Linked DNA regions of Homo sapiens: all the other regions are linked to region 1. A link is a contact called in ENCODE Hi-C or POLR2A ChIA-PET data. All regions are on one chromosome and are shown on one strand. Each heading gives the region's core, a stretch centred on a gene start or an enhancer-like site at or near the end of the contact. The rest is flanking DNA. Distances are from core to core; before and after follow the strand shown. Region 1 has its middle 52 kb from the start of LINC00399. Region 2 has its middle 61 kb from the start of LINC00676. Region 3 overlaps MYO16 (myosin XVI). Region 4 has its middle 16 kb from the start of LINC00676.

What was found. A loop is a pair of places that touch in the nucleus more often than their neighbours do. ChIA-PET counts read pairs that join two places held with the same protein, here RNA polymerase II (POLR2A). Pooled maps may share reads with other maps.
Region 2: POLR2A ChIA-PET joins it to region 1 with 15 read pairs in Caco-2. The contact joins two enhancer-like sites. POLR2A ChIA-PET finds 5 or more read pairs at or near these places in 2 of 52 experiments (Caco-2 and SK-N-SH).
Region 3: a loop to region 1 is called in a map of endothelial cell of umbilical vein, with 3 times the contacts of the local background. The contact joins two enhancer-like sites. A Hi-C loop is called at or near these places in 2 of 168 maps with a recorded cell type or tissue (PC-9 and endothelial cell of umbilical vein), 1 of 37 single-sample maps with no recorded cell type and 1 of 50 pooled maps.
Region 4: a pooled map shows a loop between it and region 1 (2.5-fold over the local background). The contact joins two enhancer-like sites. A Hi-C loop is called at or near these places in 1 of 168 maps with a recorded cell type or tissue (PC-9) and 1 of 50 pooled maps. POLR2A ChIA-PET finds 5 or more read pairs at or near these places in 2 of 52 experiments (WTC11 and activated T-cell).

The regions. Positions count from the first base shown.
Region 1 is chr13:109,347,368-109,350,067 of GRCh38, forward strand. No RefSeq gene overlaps it. Among named protein-coding and RNA genes, the nearest start is that of LINC00399, 52 kb to the right of the region's middle. RefSeq lists an enhancer at 1,416-2,615. Within about 2 kb of position 1,309, at least 2 of the 41 ENCODE cell types and tissues checked have a DNase peak (open chromatin) inside an H3K27ac peak, as active enhancers do; they include PC-9, where a contact is called at or near this core.
Region 2 is chr13:109,665,915-109,668,614 of GRCh38, forward strand. No RefSeq gene overlaps it. Among named protein-coding and RNA genes, the nearest start is that of LINC00676, 61 kb to the right of the region's middle. RefSeq lists an enhancer at 1-828. Within about 2 kb of position 1,282, at least 4 of the 41 ENCODE cell types and tissues checked have a DNase peak (open chromatin) inside an H3K27ac peak, as active enhancers do.
Region 3 is chr13:108,918,303-108,921,002 of GRCh38, forward strand. The region is part of intron 16 of MYO16 (myosin XVI); the gene reads left to right. Among named protein-coding and RNA genes, the nearest start is that of MYO16-AS2, 180 kb to the right of the region's middle. RefSeq lists an enhancer at 852-1,021. Within about 2 kb of position 1,294, at least 4 of the 41 ENCODE cell types and tissues checked have a DNase peak (open chromatin) inside an H3K27ac peak, as active enhancers do; they include PC-9, where a contact is called at or near this core.
Region 4 is chr13:109,743,270-109,745,969 of GRCh38, forward strand. No RefSeq gene overlaps it. Among named protein-coding and RNA genes, the nearest start is that of LINC00676, 16 kb to the left of the region's middle. Within about 2 kb of position 1,347, at least 4 of the 41 ENCODE cell types and tissues checked have a DNase peak (open chromatin) inside an H3K27ac peak, as active enhancers do; they include PC-9, where a contact is called at or near this core.

The sequences.
Region 1 (2,700 bases), core at 59-2,558:
TGGATTACACCCGTTTCATCATTGCTCCCACCTTTGGCCTTTCCCAAACCAGGTCCTCCCTGAATTCCTTTCTGGAAAGACCTGGGATAGAATTGACCAAGCCATCTTTCACTTTCTTTCTTTTCTCTTCTTCTGCATAGCTAACAGATCTATCAAGTTCTGCTGATTTTACTTCCATGCACTTGTTGAATCTGCCTTGTTCTCTTCATCACTCTTGCTACCACCTCACACTGTTTCCTTGCTTGTGCCCTTTCTGTGAGTTGGTCATATTCCCTGCCACCAGATCTGCTCTCTGCTGCCAGAAGGGTATTTCCAAGACCCTATTTTAATAGCACTACCAGATTGATAAACATTCTGTAACATATTGAAAATTTTTCTAGGTCAGGCATGGTGGCTCATGCCTATAATCTCAGCTCTTTGGGAGACTGCAGCGGGCGGATTGCTTGAACCCAAAAGTTCAAGACCAGCCTGGGCAACATAGTGAGACCTCACTCCTACAAATAATAATAATTAAAAAAATAGCTGGGCCTGGTGGCTCATGCCTGTAGTCTCAGCTACTTGGGAGGTTGAGGTGGGAGGGCCAGTTTAGTCTGAGAGGTCAAGGCTGCAATGAGCCATGACTGTGCCACTGCATTCCAGCTTGGGCAACAGAGTGAGATCCGAAAAGAAAGAAAAGAAAAGAAAAGAAAAGAAAAGAAAAGAAAAGAAAAGAAAAGAAAAGAAAAGAAAAGAAAAGAAAAGAAAGAAGGAAGGAAGGAAGGAAGGGAAAGAAAGAAAGAAAGAAAGAAAGAAAGAAAGAAAGAAAGAAAGAAAGAAAGAGAAAGAAAGAAAGAGAAAGAAAGAAAAAGAAAGAAAGAAAGAAGGAAGGAAGGAAGGAAAGAAAAAGAAAGAAAGAAAGAAGAAAGAAAGAAAGAAAAAAAGAAAATTCTTCTAAATCAATAATCAAGAAATGTAATTGCCAATTTAAAAATCAAATATTATGACTGATTATATCATGTTTAGATTTATCTCACGTATCAGCAATTAATATACAAACATGATAAATTTAACAAAGTGACTCTTCTATAAGCATTAACAAGTTTTCTTCAATTAAATTTAGAACTTTGAAGGACAGTGATCCTAATAAATAATTATTATAAACTTATAAAAAGAGAATACATTTTTTTTTACCCATTGATGTTTCCTGTAGTTGTCTTAATTCATGGATCTACCTGAAAAACTGTGGGTTAATTTTACCTTCTTATTCTGGCTTGAAAATTTTTAATGGAGCTGTTTTGGTGGTGTAACCCATTAAATGGTCATCAAAATGCATGAGGGAAGAAAAATGCTAGATGAACTATGAGTCATTGGTACTTACTAATTCTTCCATCAAAGCTTTTAAAGTGTTTACTCTCGTTCGAATAAAATCTACTATGGGTAAGAAAAATTTAAGTAGGATGTTTGTCCAGAGAAATTTGAGTCTAAATGCACAATTAAATTACCACTTAGTAGCAAAATTTATTATTTGAAATATCTTCCAAATATCTGTGAAAATGAATGACAAATCTTATCACATTCTAACTCCCGAAGATTTTTTAATAGCACATGTTTGAGATATAATCACTGTTTGAAGTTGTAATCTAAATGCTTTTAACTTTGTCATTACTGTTGTAGTTTCACTGACTTGAAAAAAATACTTTAAAATAATGACTAAGGAGATTCTTCACTCCTACTATTTCCCTGCAAGGAATAAGGACAGGGTGCTTGGTGCAATCACTCAGTAGATAAATTCTTGTTACATTAACAGTTTAAGTGAATAAAAGGAGACCCATACAGAAGAAGTAAAGTGACTCATAGAATTAGAATTTCCTAAGATCTACAAATTGATCTTATACTTTGAATAATACCATACCAACTTTTTGCATTTGTTTCAGGAACTTTAAAAATTGAACTACTAATGTAAAAATAAGCCAGGAAAAAAAACAAGAGGAATGAAGAAGAGAGAAGTACCCAGAAACCACATGAAAATGTCCAAATATAGAAGTGGACGTGACCAAAGGTGAATTTCTTTAATTTGTCCAGAAAAATAAAGCATGTGTTTCTGGCACTGTACCAAACTTGTGTAGGTGTTACTCTGTTTGCCATTTTTGGTTGTATATATCTTGAAGATTCTTTTAAAGACAGTTCCATCCTCAAATAGGATAATTACTAAATAGATGCTACATTCAGAGGATGTTATACAGGAAAAAAAATGACAGAAATGCCTAGTATACCAGTGTAGCACAAAGAGAAGTGGATAAGTCTCTAGGGGAGGGGATGAGGCTGTTAGAGAAGAAAAGGTGAGTTAGCTGCGTTGAATTGAAGGGTGAGCTGAATATTGTGTGCAGGCAAAGAGCTAGGGAAGGTCTGTTAAGCAGGGACCACATCCGATGCAAAGGCCCAGAAGCAACAGCACAGGCTGCTTAGCAAGCTGCAATGTTTGCTGTGGATGGAGCACAGAGTCTGGAAGGAACATGGAGTACAGGTTGAAGCTGGAAGCCACGGAGGTAAAAGAAGGCATCATGTTTGGTACAGAAGGTTGTTTCAGTAAATGTCCTATTACCTTAAGACCACCCTCAATAAGGGGCAGAGATTCTAAGATTTAAAAAAATCACCTGAAACCCATAAATACACATCAGTAATTACAAACACACGTCAAACACTGAATTAATAAATATGTTT
Region 2 (2,700 bases), core at 32-2,531, 320 kb after region 1:
CTAAGCGTGAGCTGGCACCTCCACGGTGCACTAAGCGTGAGCTGGCACCTCCACGGTGCACTAACCGTGAGCTGGCACCTCCACGGTGCACTAAGCATGAGCTGGCACCTCCACGGTGCACCAACCGTGAGCTGGCACCTCCACGGAGCACTAACCATGTGTAGGCTTTGAACTAGTCTGTTCTGGAACCTTGCTTTGCTCAGGAGGTTTTTTCCTGTTCCTTCCCTGTGTCCAGTCCTCTTGAGAGAGGAAAACCAAACCATGCTGCCGCTATTCCCTTTCTTGATAACAATCTGAAATCATTCTGGCCAAACTGGGATGGGCACAGTGCTTTTCCACATTGACTTTTTTTCTGCTTCCCATGTTTAGGCTCAAATTTCTAAAACGGACCAGAGATGTAAAAGGGATATTCAAGTATAAAGTCCTGTATAAACGTAAGGCATAAATATTATGATCCTCATCACTTTTAGGAGAGTGAGGTAGAATGATGATTTTAAAAATTAGGAACAAAGTTACTTCTTTGATCTCTTTATTAGCCACTTCTAATAATCCCTGTCCCACTCATCCTAAAACCTCCAGCCCCCTCCAGTCTCCCATCCAGCCACACACAGAATTACCACAATCTAAATGCGCCCTTTGAATCAGACAATACTCCTATTGCTATTAATAATAATATATTGGTTAGTCACCATTATAAAGATTTTACAAAATACATTTATGGCATCACCAGCCAACACATAACAGGTTACTTTTATTAAGTTGCATTTGTTATCCCTGATCTTCACAGGATTCTTACAAGACAGGTATTAATATGCCCACTTTTATGGTTGGGGAAGGATGATTCACAGTTACGGAAACTTGCTCATACTCAGGAGGAAGCTAAGCCATCTTTCTGGCCCACTACCATTGTTTGATTTCACAGTGCTGGACAGCTGGTGTCACCCTCAGAGGCCATAGGTAACCACATCCCCAGATCCTTAACAGCCAGGCCCCCCGCCACCACATAACTTTGGGAAACACGGAAGCCCGGAATGCAGCCCCATGGGCTCTAATCCAGGTCAACTGGGTGGGACACCCCGCCCCCGCGTACAGGCACCCCCACCCCGCCCCTGCTACCTCTCTAGGTCTGAAAGCCCCAGCAATAAGTCTCATCGGACCCGAGCTGCGATTATTTATGCCTTCCTTTCATCTTTGCTTCGGTCTCTTGGTCAGGGTGATTTCTTCATCCTTTTTGTAGAAGGCTTCCCTTTGCATTAGCAGCTTTGCTATAGTTCTAGAATAAATGAGCACAGGAAGAAGACGCTGTCATACGGGACCGATCCGTGTCCACATGAAGTCATCAGATCGGTATGGGTGAGTGGCAGGCAAATCCGGTGTGGGGAAGCGGCAAAGCCTGAGGAGCCTGCACTTATCAAAGATTAAACACTTTCAGGTTCTTTAAAGGACAAACTCTGAGTTTTCCCAGCGTAGTATTTGAGCTATTTGAGGGTCTGAAAAGATATCACACAGGTTACCCTGCGTTTTGACAGCCTTTCCTTACTTTAATCCAAGCCTGTGGCAAACTGGTTGTAAACTATTACTGAAGAAATGGCTCTATATTTCTATTCTCTCTCTCTTTCTCCCTCTCTTCCCGTTTGAAATGAAAACACAGTTCTTTCATTAGCTCATTAAAAAATTTACTCCTTTGTGAATATTTTGAAATCACAGAGCAGATATATATTTTATATCAAAGACTCCAGTGAAATATTGATCACCTGTGTGTTTCACTCCCTAAATTCACCATAACTGTGCCTACGTGGCTTGTTTCAAATACACATCTTACCCTCCAGTTTGAAGTTTAAATCATTGTGGTAGGCGTTGTACAGAGGATTGCTTTTTTATTTTCTGTGCTTAAGTGCAGGGCAGCCAAAACAAGAACATAATTATATCGTCAGAGTCGATAAGCGCATCAAGCCTCTATCAGATCTTGCTGGGCTCAGCAACTGCCTCACAGGAAGTGCTGGGGAGCTCTTCCGCCACCAAATCCATTTGGCTCTATTTAGGAACTAAGTACAGGAAGGTAGTTATTGTACAAGATTAGTTTCCTGTAGGCCATAAATTGGCAGTAGCAGAAAAATACAGGATGAATTTATTAGCGTGCAAGGTCAGCTAGAAGGAAGACAAGGCTGAGCGATTGCGCTTGTTTTCTTTCATTTAGCCCACCTCCTGGACCTCAGGGCTGAAAAAGACCCTCTAACTACTTAATTACTTCTTAATAGTTTTAAGCAAATTCAAAAGGCCTGCGCGTTGCTAAGTGCCTGAGGTAAGAGCTGCCTGGGCTAGGTTAGGAATGCCTGTTTGGACTAGAGTTTCTGAAACCTGACTAGGCCCCTTATAATCTGAGGCTTTGTGAGTTTTCTGCGTTTTTTTTTTTTTTTTCCTGCCTTATTTGGTGTTGATTGGCCAAGCATTTACTTTGAAGCTAGAATTTTATACTTGGGAATAAAGGAGTAGCTTCTAATAGTGAAAATATAAAATCCATCAAGTCAAAAATATTGTTTCCAACCAGAGGTATGATAATGTGATAAACATCTCTGTAGATATTTGCTTTAAAGAGAACAAGGACAGATTGCATTTAAAAAAATTTTTTTTAAAGAATACCACTTCAAAAACACTCATTTAAAGGTAGCCCAAAAGGTGGAATGACCTCCTTACACAGAC
Region 3 (2,700 bases), core at 44-2,543, 430 kb before region 1:
CATAAATAAACGTGTGCACACAACTGCACATGCATATAAAATTGCGCAAGAAACTACCTTCACTAAAATTTTGAGTGTCAGGCACAACACTCAGTAATTAATTCTCACTTAATTCTTCTAATAACTCTATGAGACTGTTACTAATATTGTCCCTATTTGATGAATGAGGACACTGAGTCCTAGAGGTTAAGTAGCAGCCTGCTCAAGGTCAGGCAAGGCAGGAGGCCAGAGATGGTGCCCAGTGGCCCATCTCTCAGCAGAGAGGGAGGGCCTATCTCCAGCAGTCCTGGCCACTGACTGCTAATGCTGTTTGTCCTTGAGGAGGTGACGGCCAGCTGTGTTGTTTAGAAACTTGGTCTGATGCTATGGCTCACGCCTGTAATCGCAGCACTTTGGGAGGCCGAGGCGGGCAGATCACCAGAGGTCCGGAGTTCGAGACCAACCTGGCCAACATGGTGAAACCCCATCTCTACTAAAAATACAAAAATTAGCCAGACTTGGAGGCAGGTGCCTGCAGTCCCAGCTACTTGGGAGGCTGAGGCAAGAGAATCGCGGGAACCTGGGAGGAGGTGGGGGTTGCAGTGAGCCAAGATCACACCACTGCACTCCAGCCTGGGCAACAAGAGCGAGACTCTGTCTCAGAAAACAGAACAAAAAAAAAAAAAAAAACTTACACTCAAACTTATACTCTGTTTTGACATAAAAACCTGAGGCCAATGTCCAGATAGTCACGATTTGGGGAAAACAGCTGGAAATAGACTTTTTCTCCAGATACTCAGGCTCTTTTCAGAGTTTTGTTTCTGGCCCTTGTACTTCCTATTTGAGCGAGGCCGTCTTCCCAGTCATGTGTATAAAAAAGAGGTGCCACGAGCATTGTGGCTATCATGTCTTTTTCTCCTGAGGCAGGGCAGGTGCTGGCATATTGCCATGCAGTCCCATGGCCCTGGCTGGGCCCTTCCTGCCCCACCTTCCCTCACTGCACAGCATCTTACCTTGGTGCCTCTTCAATCTCACCCTTTAATCTCAGGTCAGATTAACATATTTTGAATTTCAATTTAACTATAAAACCTCCTAACTCAAAAATCTTTAATAAATATTGCTTTTCTGTCACATCCAATGCAGTCTGCTTGATGACGCAAGGCGACAGAGATGGCTGGGCCTTGGGGAATTTGGCGTGAGCGATTGTCGTTAACCGGTTCTTTGACATCTTCTCCTTTAGGGGTGGAGTTGGTTATCATTGAGGTGACACAGTTCTTGGCTGAGTAAAGATGTTTGCTTGATGCTAGATGTGCAAGCAGTGTATTTACCTTCAGGGTATAAAAGGGAAAGTCCTTCTTGTGTTGAGAGAGAGTCAAACACTCCAGCCTCACTTCTGCAGTCAGTCAGTTAAATGTCACAAACATTCTCAGGGTTGTTATGAGTAAATAAAATTATGAATTTAAGGCATGTTGGTCTACGTCCTTGATTGCTTACTTTTAATTTCAAATTCCCAAAAGTTCTGAAAACCAAACATTCACGTATGACTCATGTGCTCATAAAAAACATGACCCAACCTGAACTTACTTAGCAACAAAATCTAAACTTGATTGATGTAAGTGTATTTATAATTCTTACATATTTCTCTGACTGTGAATATTCATATGGGGTTCTCCCCAAATTAAAATATTTGACTGGGGACACTGCTTCAAACCTACCAAGGATATAAACACTACATTCACTTTTTTAAAATCTGGATTTCAGAACATATTTGTCTTCAGAAGTTTAGGAGAAGGGGCTGTGAACTGTGTAATCCAGCTTGTTGAGGACTGAAAACATGGCAGTCATTATGTTTCTCACCAAGTTAAGGACTTACCTTACGTTGAAGGACCACGACGCAGATGTTTGCTAAAAATGGTTGATAAACCTGCTTCTGTGTCTGGACAAGGAGGCTCTGAATTCGCTTCCAAAATAGACCTCTGCCTTTTGTTCCACTCCTTTTTTTCTCTTTCTCTTTCTTTCTCTTTCTCTTTCTCCTTCCTTCCTTCTTTCCCTCCCTTCTTTTTCTTTCTTTTTTCTTTCTTTCTCTCTTTCTTTCCTTCTCTCTCTCTCCTTCCTTCCTTCCTTCTCTCTCTCTTTCTTTCTTTCCTTCCCTGTCATCTCTTTCTGTCTCTGTCTCTCTTTCTTTTTAAAAACAAAAACAGAGTTTCACTATTATCACCCAGGCTGGAATGCAATGGTGCCATCTCAGCTCACTGCAATCTCCACCTCTCAGGTTCAAGCGATTCTCCAGCCTCAGCCTCCCGAGTAGCTGGGATTACAGGTGCCTGCCACCACGCCCGGCTAATTTTTGTATTATTAGTAGAGACGGGGTTTCACCATGTTGGCCAGGCTGGTCTCAAACTCCTTACCTCTGGTGATCTGCCCACCTTGGCCTCCCAAAGTGCTGAGATTACAGGCGTGAGCCACTATGCCCAGCCATCTGTCTCTGTCTCTTTAACATTGTTTATTCCGTATAAATAAGAGATATTTATTTTCGTATCTTAAATAATGAACCATATGGAGATGTGAAAGAGGCTCAGATTTTAGAGGACACTTGCTTGACTTTGCCAGTGATTGTGATGTGGCTGGTCACTGGAGGTGTGGCCCTCATAGACCAATGCAGTTTGCAGAGCGTGGCCCAAATGTCTGCTTGGAGACCCCACTGCCATTTGAGAGGGACAC
Region 4 (2,700 bases), core at 97-2,596, 400 kb after region 1:
TACTGATTATGAAGTCCATGACATTCAACAACATCAACCCTTTGCCCACTGCCCCACCCGACTTGAACCAAGTTTTCCCAAGTTCAATTCCTGGGGCCTTTGATAGTTTCATGCCTTCTCCACGTGCCAGAGACAGAGAAGAGTGAGCTCTATCGTTTTTGGGGGTCTACTAGTTTTGCCTTTATTATTTAGACAGCTTCAGGTCAGCTTCTTCCTTGTATACCAGTCACAAGTGGGTTTTTATTTTACAAAGAAAACATAGAAGTTATCATTTTCTAGAAAAAGGTACAATAACTATTTCAAGACATATTTTAGATATACTTACAGGCACACCTTGGAGCAGTTCAATAATTAAAAATTTCATCTGTCTGCCTGACCGCCAATGCAAAGGAAACATAATTAAAAGTTTTTTTGTTTCTTCTCCAAGATAATAGTTTATAAAGTAGCTTAATGAAACACTGAAAATCCAGAATGGAAGAGGACGTGTGAAATCCCCTTTCCGGTGTGAACTTATTCTTAAACAATCAAATGAAAGTGCCCGTCAGCCTTTGCAAGATGCTAACCATCTGGCCCCTGCATCCTGTCTGAGTCACCCGATAAATAGCTGCAGGTTGTTTTAAGCACACTGCGCCCTGCACAAGCTGTTTTGCTCTGCTACTCACTGCCCTTAGGTGCAGATATTTACACCCGGGGTTGAGCATATTTTCAGCCACACCTGGATGCCTCGAGGTAATTAGGAGGAAACTTTTAGCGGAAAGGAAACAGCATACCTTTGAGTAGCCCGATTGTGTATGCAGGAGAAAGGTTAAGTAGGAAGAGAGGGGAGTTCTCTCCTGAATTGAGTAGCTTTGCTTCCTATTGGAAAAGTGTGCAAATGAAAGGAAGTAGAAATGCTAAAAAGCTCTGTGACTGCCTCCTGCTGTATTCAATTAGCCTTCCAGAGGATGCCAGAAGGAAGGCTCAATTACCAGAGCGGCTCCAGGACTTAAGAGAAGGCTGGAGGGCAAACCAAAGGGGCTGCCATCTTGCAGACCTGGTGTGAGACCAAGGCGGGGCAGCTGTGTGATTGGATTATACACGGGAACCTTACTTTAGTTTCTATTGCATGGCCAGAGCTATGCATGCCACCTTTTGCATGGAGTCTTGAAAAGTCACCTAATTTTAATAAAGCAGAAGGGGAAAGCGATAAGAAGAGGGAGAGTGCATCTCTCTGAAATGCCTAAGCATCGGCCTTGCGGGAACCGGCCTCATCGAGGAGCAGGGCCACCACCGTTGGAGCATCGGAGGAGCATCGGAGGAGCCCTAGCTCTGGCCTCTTGGCTGGACGTCACTGTTTCAGGCCGAGCAGATAAAAGCAGAAGGCATTGACCGTGAGCCAAGAGCTCAGTGTTTTCAGAAAATGGACTGGACGGGAGGAAAGAGTGTGAGTGTGCTTTGAGAGCAATAAACAAACTATTGGCTGCCGGCCAGGGAGGAGTGTGCTGACATCTTCAAGCGGATCCTCGAAAGCTCCACAGAGCGGCTGAGGAAGCCTCCTTAGGGCTGTGGATGGGGTGGCGGGGCAAGGGCTGCCGTGGCGCCATGCAGCAGTGGGCATCGGGCCTCAGCCACACCCAGCAGGGAGGCCAACAGCAGAATCCCAGGCAAACGCCCCTAGGGTTCGCCCCTCATGCCTCCACTCCCTGGCCTGGCTCTCTGAAGGGCAGGGCGGTGGAGGAGAAGCAGAGCCAGGCGGTGCCCTCCGCCAGCTCTAGCTCAAAGGCTGCTGGGGCTGACGGGTGGAGCTTGTGTAGACGAAGCCCCTTACCCTGGAAGTGAAGGTTATGGGGTTTCCTGGAGGGAGGGCACTGGGCCTCGCTCTTAACTGAGGCTTCCCGTCCCCCGAGGGAGGGTGATGAAGGGTGTCCAGACACATCCACGGGGACAAAGGAGGTTGGCAAGGCTGACCGCAGGAGTTTCTCCTCTAATGCCTTTCAAATGAACAGGTCTGTGTCGCTGCTCCGGGAGCGCCTGCGCTCACATACCCCGCGGTGCACAGTTACCAACCAGATCCTACCACGCCACTGCGGACATCGCGGTTTCCGGGAAGTCTCTGGCCTTCGTATGAAAAGACAGCCCGACAGGTTGAATTCTTTAAAACCTTATCTTTGGTTATTTTAATAGGATATGACAATCTCCTCTCCTCAGCATGTCGATAAATGTTTATTGCCCTTTACTGTGTGAGAGCAGGGGTCCTGCCGCCGCTTGTTTTTATTTTCTTTTAGACGGCGTGAACATTTTTAGCACGTGTAACCAATGATGGTAATTAAGATTATAATAATGCTGATGCCAACATTTATATCAGTGGATACAGAAAATACACAGCCTGATTATTTTTTATTACTCGTACCCATAAAATTAAAGATCTTAAACATGGGATGGAGGGTGCATCCGCATCAAGATTTTGTTAGCATGAGACCGAACCCATTCAGCCACGGCCTTCATCAGAAGCCTTTTGAGTGATGAGACAGTGATGAGATAGCTCGCGTTATCCTGCAGCACAGAGCTGCGCCTGGTCACGGCAGGGTGCACCGGCTCTCGGGCTTCAGACAACAGCTTATCAGTACCTTGCCCGTGTGCAAGGACAGTACTCCTTGATGCCCTGAAACCTCCGCTCCTACTAACTGTCCTTGGACACGTCGGCATACAGAGAATCAATCG